Linked DNA regions of Mus musculus: region 1 is linked to region 2. The links are chromatin loops, found by intact Hi-C in ENCODE. Cell type or tissue: heart. All regions are shown on one strand. Links, peaks and the distances in the headings refer to the core of each region. The heading gives the core; the rest is flanking DNA. Region 1 overlaps Smoc1 (SPARC related modular calcium binding 1). Region 2 overlaps Smoc1 (SPARC related modular calcium binding 1).

Region 1 (7,794 bases), core at 953-5,952, 50 kb after region 2:
GTACAGCCATACACACATTTGTACCTGCACACACAAACACATATGAACAAAAATACCTGTCTGGATCTGAGCCTCATAATTGGATTTAATAGTCTGGGGCCATCCTAAGTACTGATAGTTCAAACAGTGGTGAATGCAGCATCCCTGCTGTAAGGGAAGATGAGCTGCCTGCCCGCCCGCCCGCCCGCCCCTGTGTGAGTTGAGGTTGGGTATAGTGAGGAAGGAGAACAGGGGAAACAAAGAAAGAAGCCACGTGAGTCTCCTTAAAGCTAATTCAGTCATGTGGCCTCCAGCTGTGTCTCACACCAGATAAAGCTGTCCCAACAGAGTCCCATCATTCTCTCCTTGTTCTTCAGAAGAATAACATCTGTAGTAATTCCCAGGAGTAAGTCATGCTACGAACTCCAGCATGCCCCTATGCCAATGTTCTAGACAATATTAGAGCAATGTAGCTTGTCTCAGGACTTAGAGCTGGCTGAGTGACAACGGGCCATGGGGAAGGAGATGGCATTGTCTCCCAGCACTCTGGCCTCTCCTCGGAGTGACGGAATCACACTCAGAGCAGCAACCTCAAGATATTGCAGCATCTTTAGTAGTGGGGGAGGGGAGCTTCCATGTAACCACTCGAGCTGGAATGGTCTACTGACTGGCCGTCTGACTGCTCACTGGGCTGAGCCAGCCTGCACTGAGGACACATGGCAGTGCTTAGCCTGTCACACAAGCAAGGAATACCTGACAGCCTGCAATCCCGGGCACTCTCATTTAGCAAGTCAGCCTGGACTAATCTGGAAGTTCCCTTCCTTAAGCAAACACCACCTGGTTGGGCCTGGCCTTGCCAGAACAAAAGCTGGCCAGAGGGGCTGTCTGTCATGAGACAGCTAACACTTCAGAGTCAGGAGGGCAGAGGTCAACCACGCTCATAAGCAACACGCTCAGGACTCCACGAGCCTGCAGAGGAGAGAGAACAGCTGCCTTCGGCTCTGCCCTCCTCCCCATCACCTTTCTCCCACAGGTCTCAGCCCAAAACAAAACTCAGGAAGGTCTGATTTCCCCTCCGAGGGTGTGGGTGCTCAAACACACAGACAAAGGTCACCGCATTCTGTTTTACTCAGATAATTAGCTAACCTAAAAATTGATGAGGACAGAGGGCTCATGACTCTTCATGCTTGGAAAGTTTCAACCGAAGGCTTTGGGTGCTCTCCCCCAACCCTTAAGTGGTACCATCTATAAGCTTGAAAAGATCTAAGATAGAGACCCACAGTCGAGATGAGACGCACAATAATGGTGCTGATAGATGCTTACACAACATGTGTATGTCCCAAGTGTTTCACATGCGTTAGCCCATTTCATCCTCATCGAGGTCTTACAAGGGAAGTGAAATAATAACCACTAATAATAGTAAAATGACACGCATAACCTAAGAGCCATATATAATGCTGATGACGTCATAGTAATTTATCACATGTGTACAACATAACAATCATAAAGATAATCGTCTCTCTCTTTTTTTTTACAGATAAGCACGCTGGGAAGCTAAGTGACTTGCCCGTGTGGGTTGGCCTCAAGCCCAGGCAGGTTGGCCCCGGTCAGGCACAGCGCACCAAGCACAGCTCTAGACTGCATCTTCCTAGTGCACAGTTCCGAGCTCCCTTTGAGTCTGCCAGGTCAGACAGCAACAGAACATAGGGATCTTCGGAGTGCCCTGGCCTTGAACCAACTCTTCACCCCAAGTCATGATGGTGCATGCATTCTCCAAAAATAGGGTTATTTGGCAGTGCAAAGCTTTAAATGGGAAGTCAAAGCAAGCACTTCCCCCAGGGCTGACGGCCAAGGTCACTTTATCCCTGTGCTCCCCGCCCCAGCCTGGTTACATCTTTGAGTCAACAGAGAAACACTTAAAATATCAAAGTCAAACCTATGCCCAACCACCCCTCTATGTTACTGCCTAAGATAGTATTGGTCTCAGGTCAGTAACCCCCTCCCTCAACCAGAAGTGAAATCTGAAAACCCTCTGACTGACAGCCACCCTACATCCCCTGAGACAGAATTACAGGAGCACCGGCCAGTGGTGGCGCACGCCTTTAATCCTAGCACAATGACACCATTGCATACACTAGCAAGCCTTTGTTGCAAGGACGGTGATATAGCTGTCCCTTGTGAGACTAGGCCGGGGCCTAGTAAACACAGAAGTGGATGCTCACAGTCAACTATTGGATGGATCACAGAGCCCCCAATGGAGGAGCTAGAGAAAGTATCCAAGGAGCTAAAGAGATCTGCAACCCTATCGGTGGAACAACATTATGAACTAACCAGTACCCCAGAGCTCTTGACTCTAGCTGCATATGTATCAAAAGATGGCCTAGTCGGCCATCACTGGAAAGAGAGGCCCATTGGTCAGGCAAACTTTATATGCCCCAGTACAGGGGAACACCAGGGCCAAAAAATGGGAATGGGTGGGTAGGGGAGTGTGTGTGGGGGGGGGGACTTTTGGGATAGCATTGGAAATGTAATTGAAGAAAATACGTAATAAAAAAAAATCCTAGCACTTGGGAGGCAGACAGAGGCAGGTGGATTTCTGAGTTCGAGGCCATCCTGGTCTACAGCGTGAGTTCCAAGACAGCCAGGGCTATACAGAGAAACTCTATCTCAAAAAACCAAAAAAAAAAAAAAAAAAAAGAATTACAGGAGCTTTTAAAACCCTGAAGCAGCTTTTTCTATCTCTGAAAGTGTAGATTCCCCCCTGAATGCTATATGTACTTGATAGAAGGATCCTAGAGAAAGCGGCCAGGCACAGGGACAATCCCCAGCCAAGCTAAGCTTACCATGTCCTATAACTGTCCTTATTTTCCTCACCACATCTCCATGCATTTGCCACATGTCCTGACTCACAAAAACCTCTCATCTGGGCCCTTAGGGGGCCGTATAGAAGTTTCCTTGAAGAGGCACCTTACTGTCCCACTGCCACTATGCTTCAGGAAGGCTGCCAGTGCCAATGTAGCCTAGCCCACTACTACACAAAGCAATAGCTGGGACACTGAGCAGGAGAGGTGAGCCACTGACAGGGTATTTAAAATCTTAGCCGTGCCCATCTGCATGTGCACGTGTACACACACAGTCCAGAAGCTATGGTGAGCTCGGTGCTCAAAAAGGGTGCCTCTTCATTCAAGGAGGTACATGGCGAGGGGTTGTGGAGGGGTAGCAATAAACAGAGAAGGGAATACTGAGGTTGCCTGTGGAAACTGGCAGGGACGAGCGAAAATAATCAGCCCACATTTGACAGAAGAGACAGCCAGTAGGGAGGACCAGGACCCGGCCATGCCAGTTTCCTGGCTCAGACTCCATGCATCTTGTCAGGGCCCACTGCCAGTTGGCAGGGAGTGGCATAGAGGGCCCAGAAGGGGAAAGGCAGTGCAGAGGGGATAAAGAGACACTCACCCAGCCATTTCCCACAAAATGAAGGTGCCAAATGACCCTGGTGCTCTCTGGACACCTCCCTTCTGCCTCAGCCCAGCGAGCGCCCCAGAAGCCCACGTGAAACCTCACCTGTGTGAAGGAACCATCCTCGCCACACTCTGGGACAAACACAGCCTCCTGAGGCTTCTTGGCCTGTTCCAAGGCCTGAGCCCTCTCCAGGCGACACTTGCTCTGGCCAGCATCTAAACAGGGGGAGGAGTACATTGTATATTTCCCTTGGGTTCCACACAGAAGCCAGGGACCAAAATGGCTGCCCCATGGCAGGAATGCTGAGAAAAGCCCTGTACCTGGCTGGGGCAAGGCAGCATGCCACCTGCATGTTCAGTGGGAAGAGTGTGGTGCCCATGTCCACAGACACCTGCTGGAGCTACCTTCCTCTTAACGCTTAGGGAAGTAGAGGAGAAGCCTATTAGCCCAGGCTCTCCTTTTCTTTCTCCTAAATGTCCCTTTACTCATGGGATGGGGAAAGTGAGTCCCATTCCCATTAACTTCTCCAAGCTTTACTAAAACTAATAAATCCAGGAACTGCAAGGAGAGCGTGATGGTGCATATCTTTAATGTCAGGACTAAGGAAGGCTCTGATGGCAGGCCTGTCATCAGCCTGGGCAACATAGCAATGCTAGCGCTTTCTTGAGAAAATCAAATGTCTGTGGTAGCCCGCTGGCTTCCTGCACTTCCTATGATCGCTCCAGACCACAAGGTCAAAACTCTACGGGACTCGGGAAAGCAGCACAGACAGTGACTGAGGGGCTGCACACGCAGTGCTCTGAAGTCAGGAGGAAGGTTGGAAGTAGAGCAGAAAGCAAGCTCCTTGTAGTGGCTGGAACTCCTCAGCGCTGACTGTGTGCGCTGTCTTGCACTGACAAACCTGACAGTGCCAGACCTGCCAATTTTGGAAGAGAGAAACAAAAGGCCAGATTTGTTATTGTTGAATCTCCCAGTTTTTAAATGTTATCTCAAATACTTTGCGCGCTTTAAAGCAGGTCAAACAAAACACTTCTGTGAACCAACAGTTTGGAATCCCTATCCCGGGGCCAGCAGTAATGTACTGTGTCTCTGTTTTGAGAAAAAAAAAACAAAACACCACAAGCATACAAGACACTGCCCCTCAGCCCCTCGCTCCTCACTGGTGGCAGTGTCTGAAGATCAGGGAAGTGTTCCTTACCATTCTTCCTTCCCTCACACCCTGATGGGAGGCGGAGAGAGACAGAAGAGCAGAAGAGCAAAGGCATTCAAGCCCCAGTGATGATTTCACCTTGTGGCGCTGTAGTCCCAGCAGCCTCTGCCCGCCTGAGCGTACACACTCACCTTTGCATCGACCTCGATGGACCACGGCCAGGGCTGGGTCTCGGCACTTGGCTCTCTGGTACTCACACATGGACTCGTAGGACCTGCCGTCAGAGGCGCAGATGGGCTTGGGCTGAGTCCTGGGACAGTGTGGGTTGCACGGAGGGTCACGGTCACTTATTAGGAACTACGTTGGGAAGGAAGAAAAAAAGTGAAATAACACAGAGGTTATTTTTGCAAGAAAAATAGGGAGAGACCCATGACTTATAGTCTTGGCTTCCCCTTAGTTAGTAAATCTCAAATAGATCTGAAGTTATAAAACCCTAGAGATGAGGGAGCCTGATAGATGTTTAACCAAGGAAGGCCTCCCGTATGCATCCCAAAGATAGTAAGGTCCTGTTAACTGACCACAAGATGCTCCAAATGTAGGATCCTGTCAATCTCCACAACCACCCTGTGAGACGGAACCCCTGACGGGACCACTGTCACACTGTGTGGCGTGAGGATCTCCTCACAGCCTAAATCCATGGGGAGAAAATCAAAGCTTTAACCTGAAAACCATGCACCCTCTCTCCACACACGGATGGCTACCACAACTGCTGCTTACAAATGCTCAACTCCAGAAAAAAACAGTCTCTAAGTTCTGTGGGGGAAGTTTTATGTAATAGGTAATATCATTGAACCCCAAACCTATCGCCAAATCAATAGCATTAAACCCCAAATCTATCTGTTCTGCCCATTGCTCTCTAGCAAAATACAAGCTGAGTGAGTAAGAAAATTTTTTCCTGTGTTCCAAACGTGTGGTGATAATAATCAGCGTGGGAAACAATAAGTCAAGCAGAATCCTTTAGGACCAGAATTCTCAGACACCTTCAATAAACCCTCATGCACTGCGACCCTCCAAGTCGACCTCAGCATACCAGTGTCAGCCCTGGATCCCTGATTAAAACCCTTGAAAGGTGTCCAGCTGCCATTAGGACAGGTCAAGGGTGTTCCAGGATGGCCGTATGTGACCCTGGGCCTCAGTGACGGCATTTCTGTGCCGCTTGTTTACCACTGCCTCTGCCCATCTAGCCATTTGAAGTGTTTCTCCACCATCTGCTCTCAGCCTGCTCTGGGTTTGGGCTGCCACCATCTTTTTCAGGAGGCTTCCCCAACTCTCACAGGTAAGGACAGTGCCCATCCCAATCTCTCACAACTCTGGCTTCCTCTCAAGATATTTTTTTTCTTCTCTTTTCTTTTCTCTTTCTTTTCTTTATCTTTATTTTTCTTTATTTTTTTTTCAGAACACTTTTATTACACACGCTATGAATGACAGTTTATTTGCCTGTCTGGACTTAGATCTTCCACAGATAGAACTCCAGCCCCTTGCCTTCAAGCACATAGCCGTCTGCTCTGCCACACTGACCCGGTCTGAGGCAACACAGGTGAGAAGCTTGCCCTGCTGGAACTGCTCCTCCAGAAGAGCTGATTCTTCTTTCCTTTCGTCGTTGTATTTCTTTTTAATTGTCCTTGATAGTTTTTTTGTTTAAAATCTCTTCCTCCTCAGGAGTCAGCTTGGCCCCCTTCTTGTGGCCCAGGGGCAGTGCATAGTGGGACCCGTACCACTATCAGTACGATGCGCTGTCAATAGGCACAATGCCATTCTTCACCTGGGTCTTGGTGCGGACAAGCTCATTACTGGATGCATTGTAGACAACATCAATAATCCTTGTTTTGTGAGTACAACACTCAGAGGCCCAGGAAACATTCCCCACATCCAATCTCAGGGCACGGTAGTTCTTACTGCCTCCTCTAACTCGGACTGTGTGTATACGGCAAGGGCCAATCTTGGTGTTGGCAGCTGGCCGTCCCTGCTCATACTTCCGCTTCTTGTGGTATGGTTTTCTCTTACCCCTGGTCTTGCGGCACTTGTACCAGTTGTCCAAGAGATACTCATTGCTCAGTAATGACTGGAAAGAGGAAGCCCCTCTCTAGCTCTTAACATCTGAGATGATGAATTTATATGTGTGACTTGGTTGGCAATAGGGTACCCAACTTGGAGCTTCAAGACAAGAAGGATTTAACTTGCTCTACATGTAAACATATCTGAGCATCTAGCACAGTGCTGGACTCTTTGACTATTTGTGGAACCAATGTAGCCATGAGTAGTGCTTCTCGAATGAAATTAACTCAGAACCAAGATGTCTAGCAAAAGGCCTAACCTCCCCTCCCAGATTCGCATCACCCAAGGAGGCTTCTGGGATGCTCTCTCTTCAATGCGCTGATTTGCTCTAGCTGTGTCCTTTCCTCTGTCCTCCTCACGGCAAAACAGTGCACAGAGGTGCACAGAGGTGGCCCAGAGCTCCTCAGAACAGAAGGTTCTAAGGAGTAGGCCTATCTGATCTGAGGCTCTTTAGCTTCTGACTTTGAGCTGGCTTGTTGTTGTTTGTTTATTTGTCTGTCTGTCTGTTTGTTTGTTTAAGTCATGGATCTGTTGGGTCTAAGGAAGTTGCCTGTGTTTTCGGGCTCTGAGTTTTTCTCGTCCTCAACAGTTGAGGATACTGACATGGCATGTGTTACTATGTTATTGTGAATCTTCCTTCTGTTATTGTGAAGATCACATTTGCCAACACCACCTCGGTCATATGTAAGTTTTCGCTCATCTTTGAAATTTAAACAGTGTGGTTTTCTTTTTTAGAGAACTCACCAAAGGAGAGACAAAGTTTCTTTTTTAAAACAGCAGAGGTTGCCTTGTCCGCTCTGCTGCTCACAGAGGAAGACAGCTACAGACGTCATCATGGCATTGAACTACAGGTCATAAATTCAGTTTGGAAATGGCTTGTTCTGAGTCAAAAGAGACTCAGTGTGACTGTGCCAGAGACCAGTCTGACAAGGGGAGCACTCTGTCTGCAGACAGACAGGTTACAGAGCCTCAGAACCCCACCTCCTCCAGACCACGGAGTGATCTCCGTGTCAGGAGGGTTGCCACAAGATGCCTGTCTCAAATTTATTCGCCCCGAGGGCGCTATAAAAACTTCAGAGACAGCACAG
Region 2 (7,794 bases), core at 1,465-6,464:
TGGCTGTTCCCCAAAGCCAGAAGGAACTTGGAGCGTTCAGATGGAATGCTCCAGGAGCAGAAGACAAAGCTGAGGAGACCTGGGCTTCCATGGCCCTGCATCTGAAGTCAGGATGTGTCCATCACTCTGACTCCTGTACACTTCACCCAAGGGACTCACACAGCAGAAGACTTTGTAGACGTCAGAAGCAGTCAGAACGGGGGCAGTGTAGCACGGTAGTCAAGAACGTAGTCTTTGGGTTTCTCCCACTTGATCTTGATCTTGCACAGTCTCAAAGTTCCTTACCTGTGCCAGCAGAGTAGCCCCTACACATGCCCCACAGCTATGTCTGATAAGATGGGACTTAAGCTGTAGCTCAATGGTAGGGTGCTTACTTAGCACATATAAGGCATCAGTTTAGATACCTGACACCGCAAATGAAAGTACAACATTTACCCTGGCGCTACAGTAAACTGGACAGTGGTAGCTGCTATTATAATTAACTAGTCTAAGGTGGCAGTGTCCTCAACTCCATGTGGACTATATCCAACATCCTAATTCCCATGTTTAACGGGGCTCCTCAATTGACCTGTAATGGCAGACCAAGGACCAGGTTATGGGAGCAGTCTATCCTGGTACATACTATAAAGGGTACATAGTTCAGGAGAGAGAGAGAGAGAGAGAGAGAGAGAGAGAGAGAGAGAGAGAGAGAGAGAGAGATGAGTCTGTCTGCTTTATACAATAACTTCTAGAACTTCAAAAAAATCACTGAGAAACTGTTTGCCCTACTGTAGTGAAGCACATCACTGACCCTGCCTTTGGGACACTGCTACCCAATGGGCAGCCCTTCCTTCCGTGTTCACTGTGTTGTTCTCCCACCATCTCAGGCTTAGTGCCTCATAACTTCTGTTGGGCTTAGAGCCCTGCATGACCTCTCGCTAGCTGGACTCTTGCTTTCTCATTACAAAGTCAGTGGTGGTGCAGGAAGCTTCCCCACTCCCCACCCTGTGCTGCTCCCTCTACTAGCCCACATGCTTACAGTTAGACAGGAGCAGGGGAACCTCCCCAGACTTAGCTGCTCTACTCACTGGAAGCTGAGCACCAGGAAGAGGCAGAGTCAAGGGCAAGCACTTCCCTTGCACCCCATACATCTTTGGGGTACTGTTTGTTATGTGGCCCATGCGTCACAGCCAGTTTGCTGTGCCTCTGAAGTTCCATCTTTAGGCAGAACTAACATCTCGAGTCGCCAGTGCTGGCTGAGGGCAGCTCTCCCCCAGCGGTAAATGCGCCATTAGGATGAAGCGTCATGGGTGAAGAGGAATAAGGAAACAGTACAGCCATCCCGTGTAAATAGAGTCTCTGCAGAACCTAAAATGGCCAAGCATGGCTCACCATGGTTCTGAAGTGGTAAACACCCACTTCCCACACAGACAGATGCTGAGCTCTTGGGGAGAGGTGGGGGATTTCTTCTGGGATGGATTGCCTCAATTTAGCACATAAACATCTTTTCTCTCAACTTCCCTCACCCCAAAGCATCCCTGGCTCACAGCCACCCATCTCCATTGACTCATGCCACAAAGCCAAGAGAGATGCCCTTTCCTCCAAAGGGCCAGGAAATACTTCAGGTAGTCCTCTAGTGGCAGGTACCAGGAAAGAGTACCCTGGCTTCTTCCCAGCTTTTCTTGGTGATTTCATTGACCCTGCCTGCAGGCTTTGTACCAGAAGTTCCAAAATATAGAAAATTCAACTTCAAGCAACAGAAGAAGAGAGGATACAGACAAAGGGAAAAGATGAAAGTGAGGGGATTTTTTATTATTATTTTGTCAAAATTAAGTATACCTTTACCCCCTCCCCCCCCTCCCCTCAGAATACGAATATTATATGTGTGGCCATAAGCTTCATACGCTGCTTACTTGAAAAGTCATTTTTACACACGTAAAGGAGGCGCTCAGACTAAGCCAAGGTCATCCCTGACTTTCCAGAAACTTGCGGTGAATCAGTTACAGTACCTAGGCAGGCTCTTTGATGGCACCTCAACAACTGAAGACAAAGGGAATATATGGGCCCTGGCTTTGCTAGGGAACATCAAACTGCACATGAAACTCACTTCTAGACACAAGATTTTCACAGGCAGAGGAAGTCCCAGAGTCTGAATCCTATGGCCACATACCTCTCATCCCATCACTACAAGCAGACAATGGGGTGACAGAGTAAGGTAACCAAGAGTAAGGTAACCAAGAAAGCCAATGTTAGAGCAAGGTAGAACTGCACTATAGGTCTCTCTCTCTCTCTCTCTCTCTCTCTCTCTCTCTGTCTCTCTCTCTCTCTCACCTCTAAATAACAGTCACCTTTCCTCTCAGCAAAAGATAAAAAAGAGAGAGAGAAAGAAAAAAGACAAAGCCTTTATTGCCAGGGAATGCCCTGGGAAGAACCATATGGTTTCATCCTCATCGCAGTTCTATTGGCCATTATTGACCGAGAGGCATCTTCATGAGCTCAAAGGGCAGATCACCTAAAAGGCCAGTTGCAGCGTGTGTTTTCATGTAGATATTTTAAACGCACACAAGCCTGGGCCGGCGCTCGTGGCTGATGCTGGTAGATTACTCATTCTCCCTCCCAATCACGTCATGTGTGAGGTTCCAGGTGGCTGTGGGCTATTTGCTTACAAGGCTACCACTGGTTTCCTTGCAAGCTGTTTATTTTTCCAGCCTCAGGTCATTACATCAGCCCACGGTTTCCAGTTGGGCAAAGAGTAGAGTCTTGTGGGGGTGGGGATCCAGCCAGAAAGTGTCATTGCCTTGGTGACCCCAAGCCCCAGTCATAGCAGCTATTCCAGAAGAAACTTCCTGGGTGGAAAAGCAATCTCTACTGTGGCCAGTGGCCCATAAGCCTGCCTAAAAGAACAATGGTGCACCCAAATGGGTAAGGGCAAGAATTCTGTCCACCTACATACCTGGGACATGTGTATGAGCCTTGAGCAAACACAGACATTCTCAGGCAAAAAGAAACGGGACTCTCGATTCATTGCAAAATGTCAAGGAGAAAAGAAAAGAAAAGATATGGGTGAAGAAACAAAGAGGGTCTAGGTGCTAGCCCAGCTCCCAGGGCGAAGGGAAACATGCTGGAGTCATAGAGCATCACCACAGCCCTCAAAGAACATGGTGGCCACGACCATGACCCTAGTTCCTAAGAGACTTCGTTTTCTCAGAAGAGCAAGCACAGTATTTTCCCAAATACAAACAAAAAGACTCAAATCCTAATGAGATTTTTAAAAAAAACTTAACAAGTATCTTCTTATAGTCAGCTTAGAACCAGGGGGTTAAAATGAAGGGTTATATGGAGCTTAATTCTTGTTATCTTAGCTCTTTACCTTCTTCTATAAATAGAGATGGTTTAAACACATTTTAAATACTAGGTATTTTAAGAAATGTCATGATACCTAACTCTGGTTTTAAGAAAAGGAAGAAAGAAATTCAGCAGGAGTTCCTATTTCCTTGAAAAGGCAGCAGAGGCTCTGGCCCGCGCTCCTCTAGGACATGCTGCTCTCACGATGACCAGGAACATCATCTTCCCAGATACAGAAAGTTCTCCGGGAGCATGGATGCTTGTAAAAGAGACATATGAGGGAGGTGGTCATAAAGGAGAGGACCAGAAAGACAAACCTACATATGCTGAACTTGCCAAGGACTCAAAAGGCCACAGCAGCCTTATGAACACATGGTAAAGCTTTCCAGAAAGGGCCAGACCTTCCAGTCAGGGAGAAGACTGGATACGTCTGCGGGTGAGCGTGTGTCATGTTATTGCACAACTTTCAGGCGCCCAGTGGAACCTTTCCAACATCAACAGTCCCCAGGCCAGAAAACAAACCTGGCGTCACAGGGTCTGAGTGTGAAAAAAGGATGTTTGGGGTGTAAAAGAAATTGGAATTGCTTTTTTTTTCTCTTTCTGAGAGAAGACTGAGAAGATGAGCTCTCATCCAGGCGAACTCCACAGAGTCTGACTCCAACCTCCTGAGCCTAGAGTCTTCCATTAAAGTCTAACAGAATGCCATCTCGGGTGTTTAACTCTAATGCTCCTTCCAGCCCTCACCAAAAGCCGACTGACCAGACTCCCATTCTCATCAAAGGATGTCTAACTCATCATTAACTGAATGTGCCAACATGTGAGACTAGGCTAGCACAATGCAAAAAAGGCATTCCACCAAGGGGGCTTTGCTTTGTTTGAAGCTTCTCGTTTTACATATAAGGAAAGGAAGACTCAAGAGAATTTGACTGGCTGCCCCAGGCATGGAGAACCAGTCTTGGAAACCAGGTCTACGTGTCTGTCTGATTCCAAAGCCCATGCTTTGACCAGCATGTGGTTTGTGTATAAAAGATTCCCTGCCCCACTGCCCGAAAATCCAGACCTCACGATGCTTCCTTGACAACCGGCTTCGAGAGCATGAACCAGAACGGGATGCTAAGACTTGGGAATGGTGAGAGGATGAAGTCTCGTGAGCGGCCCCAGGAGTCTCTGTGATGGTGCAGGCTTACCTGGAACATCACAAAGCATCTCAGGAGCCACAGCTCCTACTTCTGCTTGGTTTATGAAGGGGTCAAAAAACTTGGGTGAGACGATCCCCATCCATGTCCCTCCTACTCCCGCCACATTCAGTTGTGTACACCAGGGCACAGAAAACTTCCTTTGCAAAAGATCATAAAGTGAATATTTTAAGTTTTACAAGCCACACAAGCTCCGTGACAGCTATCCAAGCTTAGTCTTGTGAATGCAAATGGTCATAAACAACACAGAAATAAACCAGTGTCACTGTGTCCTAATAAAATCTTATTTGCAAAAACAGTCAAGTGGTCTGGCCACTTGTTATCTGCTATATCCTCTTGTAGAACCGTGTCTTTTATACCTGATTCCATCAATAGGATTGACAGGTATCAGTCAGAACAGCCAGGTGATAATGACAGAGAATATTCTAGTCTGCTAAGCAAATACTAAAACATCAAAGACTAATAATTTTCTTTGATCTATTTCTTTTAAAGAACAGTTAGCTCCTGCAACTATCCTGTCCTATATACGAACCTTATAAAGTCAATAGCTACGAAGAATAAAGGTGGCTGGATCCCCACAACAAGAAGGTAGTTGTGCTTGCCTAGAAACCATTCCTTAACATGACCCTATCATCATACAATAGAAAACTACATAAACCAATAGGGGTGGCAATCAGTACTTGACGGCATCGCTTTATTACAGCTCAGGAAGACAGGTGCCACTAGCTTCCTCTAGCTTAGGCACAATAAACACTGTCATTGGTTAAAGTGTGGTGGCACGCATCTGTAATTTTAGCACTTGAGAAGTTGAGGTGAAAGGACTTTGAGTTTCTGGCTACACCAGGCTGTATGTCATGACCTTATCTCAAAAATCAAGGGCTACAGATGTCGACCAGTGGTAGAACACCTGCAGAGCATGCACGGGGTCACAGCATGCATAGCACCCAGAACCAAAACGCCATCATTTTACAGTTACCAACAATGTCAATAATAATAATAATCCATAACTACGCATACCATTCCTCCTTTAGCCAGGCATCGGTCAGGAAACACATAGACATTAGCTTAGTGAACCTTTGGAGGGACAGACCCTGATGCCACTCTACAGTTAAGGAATGACTTTTATCTGACTAGAGTCACTCAGGACACGCACTGAGATTTTGCCAATGTCAAAGCCTGTCCTTTAACCGTTGTACCATTCTGTTACACTCTAGCCCAGGAGAGTTCACACAGCCTCCTTTAGGTCCCCATCCCACACTTCCATCTCATAGCCAGTAGTAAGTCAGTCACACGGAGAAATACTGACCAGCCCAAGCCTTACAGAAAGCCCACCATTGTGTTACAAATTCACCTCGGTCTCACTCGCTGGCCTGCAGCCTCCGTGCTCCACCTCTAATGCAGAGCTGGCACCCAAGTAAAACAGTGGTGCCAGTGATAGCACACTCATTCACTGATCAGTGGTCACACGAAACTCTGCCTGTCCGTTCAATGGTGGGAATCCTTTGTTCATAGCCCTTGCCACCAATAAGGGAAGCGTGGGGCTACATTAGACTCAGCCTACAACATAAATTATGCAAAATGATATTTCTCATAATGGCACCTTAAGTGAAAGTACGAGTCTCCCTGCCAGCAACACAGTTCTGGTTTGCTATGGTCTTTCCTGCTGGTGAATATTGAGTCTTTGTTGAGGGCCAGTGAACTTGGTTGAGCTTGATCTTTGTTGGCGTCAAATACGGTTTCAGGTAAATCCTACGAATGTGACTATTCAAAATGGATCACCTTTGTACCATCACAATTCCCAAAAGATCAGCTCAGAAGGGGCACAGCAACAAGCAGCTTTAAAATCTCAACACAGAAGAACTAAGTTTGTTGGGCTTGAAGTCCAGCTTCTATATGCCCAGTCTGCTTCTTTCAAATCCTGCTGCATGGCATTCAGATAAGGCAAGCCAGATATTAAAACATATTAACAAATGTTGTCATCCAAACAGATCAACTGCTCATAGAATTTGATTCTAGCTATGGCAAAAGAAAAAAAGGGGGGGGCTAACTAATTCATCTTACCCCCTTATGTTATAGCTGTAGAAAATGAAGATAATACAAATTAAATGGCTCATGTAAAACTTGACAGAATGGCACGACCCCAACACTTGGAAGGTTGGGATGGAAAGGGCACTGGTTTGAGACTGGCTTGGGCTACATAATGAGACTCTGTCTCTGAAAAGGAATTGGAGAGAAAACAGAAGAGGAAGAAGTGGAGGAGTGAGCTGGAAGGCAGACGGGAGAGGACAAAAGGAAACAGAGAGAAGAAAACAAGTTCACATGATAAAAAGTCATAGAGCAGCTATGGACACCGAGGGACAGAGGGTTGAATTCATATACAATCCAAGGAAGGTTATTTACCTGAATTTCTTACGTTGGTGTTATTCAACTTGGAGTCTTTGATTACCAAGTGCTTAATCCATAAGGTGGGGGCTGTGATTTCTAGAAAAAAACAAGAGAGAAAGAGAATGTGTGTGAATATGTGGGCAAAAAGTAGACAACATATAGTACAACCCAGATTCGTAATAAGCTTTTTAGAAGCCTGGGCATTAAAGCTTCAGCTATCTTCCTCTTGGCATATCGACCCCATCCCAGTGCCAACACACTCTCTCTTCCTTGCGACGGAAGTGCTTCTGCCCATCGGCTTTTAAGTGACAACCAGGGCATCCTGTGCTGGAACCCAGAGTGGTCAGAATCCAGAGGCACCAAGCCACTCCATCAAGGAATACAAATATTATCCCAGGAGGTGAAGAACATGGGCCAAGCCAAGTCTCTCTCAGCTGCTTCCTTGGGAGACGATTTAAAGGGGATAAATCAACAAAGGAATGCCAAACACACCACAGAGACTATTTTAGAGGAAACAGCTGAACCACAGCTGATTCAGCCTGCAGAGCCTCTGCTCCATGTGGGGAAGAAGGGACTGAGTTGTGCACAGACTGTGACCCCTTGTCACAGTCAGGTGGGGCACACACAAAGCACCTTCATCTAGGCCACCCCAGGGTAGCTGTAGGCTCTCAGCAGGCCAAGGTGTGGAAATCCTGTGGGGTTATCCAAATATACTATACAGCAACCAGGTGACAGCACCAGGATGGTCTCCCCAAATGACATCATCTCTATCCTCTACCTAAACTAGGACCCACACTTTCTAATGATGAAGGAGGGTGTTTGTGGATTATAGAGACTCCCCTTTCCATTCTCACTGAGCTGCTCCTAGTGCATTCCCTAGCCACGGGAC

What was found. Peaks named below come from ENCODE experiments on the same cell type or tissue, not always from the same donor. Only the 100,000 strongest peaks of a DNase experiment are listed, where the experiment ranks them.
Region 1: it touches region 2 in a loop (2.0-fold over the local background); 3 of 42 quality-filtered maps call a loop at or near these places.

What each region holds. Positions count from the first base shown.
Region 1 is chr12:81,101,761-81,109,554 of GRCm38, reverse strand. It overlaps Smoc1 (SPARC related modular calcium binding 1), which reads right to left. Exons shown (of 13, transcript NM_022316.2): 2 at 4,783-4,948; 3 at 3,544-3,656. It also overlaps the pseudogene Gm18031. Among named protein-coding and RNA genes, the nearest start is that of Mir3067, 60 kb to the left of the region's middle. In heart, for the core only: no CTCF peak of the experiment used is centred there; a DNase peak (open chromatin) is centred at 3,334; H3K27ac peaks cover 77 bases.
Region 2 is chr12:81,151,880-81,159,673 of GRCm38, reverse strand. Smoc1 (SPARC related modular calcium binding 1) reads right to left here. Exons shown (of 13, transcript NM_022316.2): 7 at 6,921-7,001. Among named protein-coding and RNA genes, the nearest start is that of Mir3067, 10 kb to the left of the region's middle. In heart, for the core only: no CTCF peak of the experiment used is centred there; a DNase peak (open chromatin) is centred at 3,803.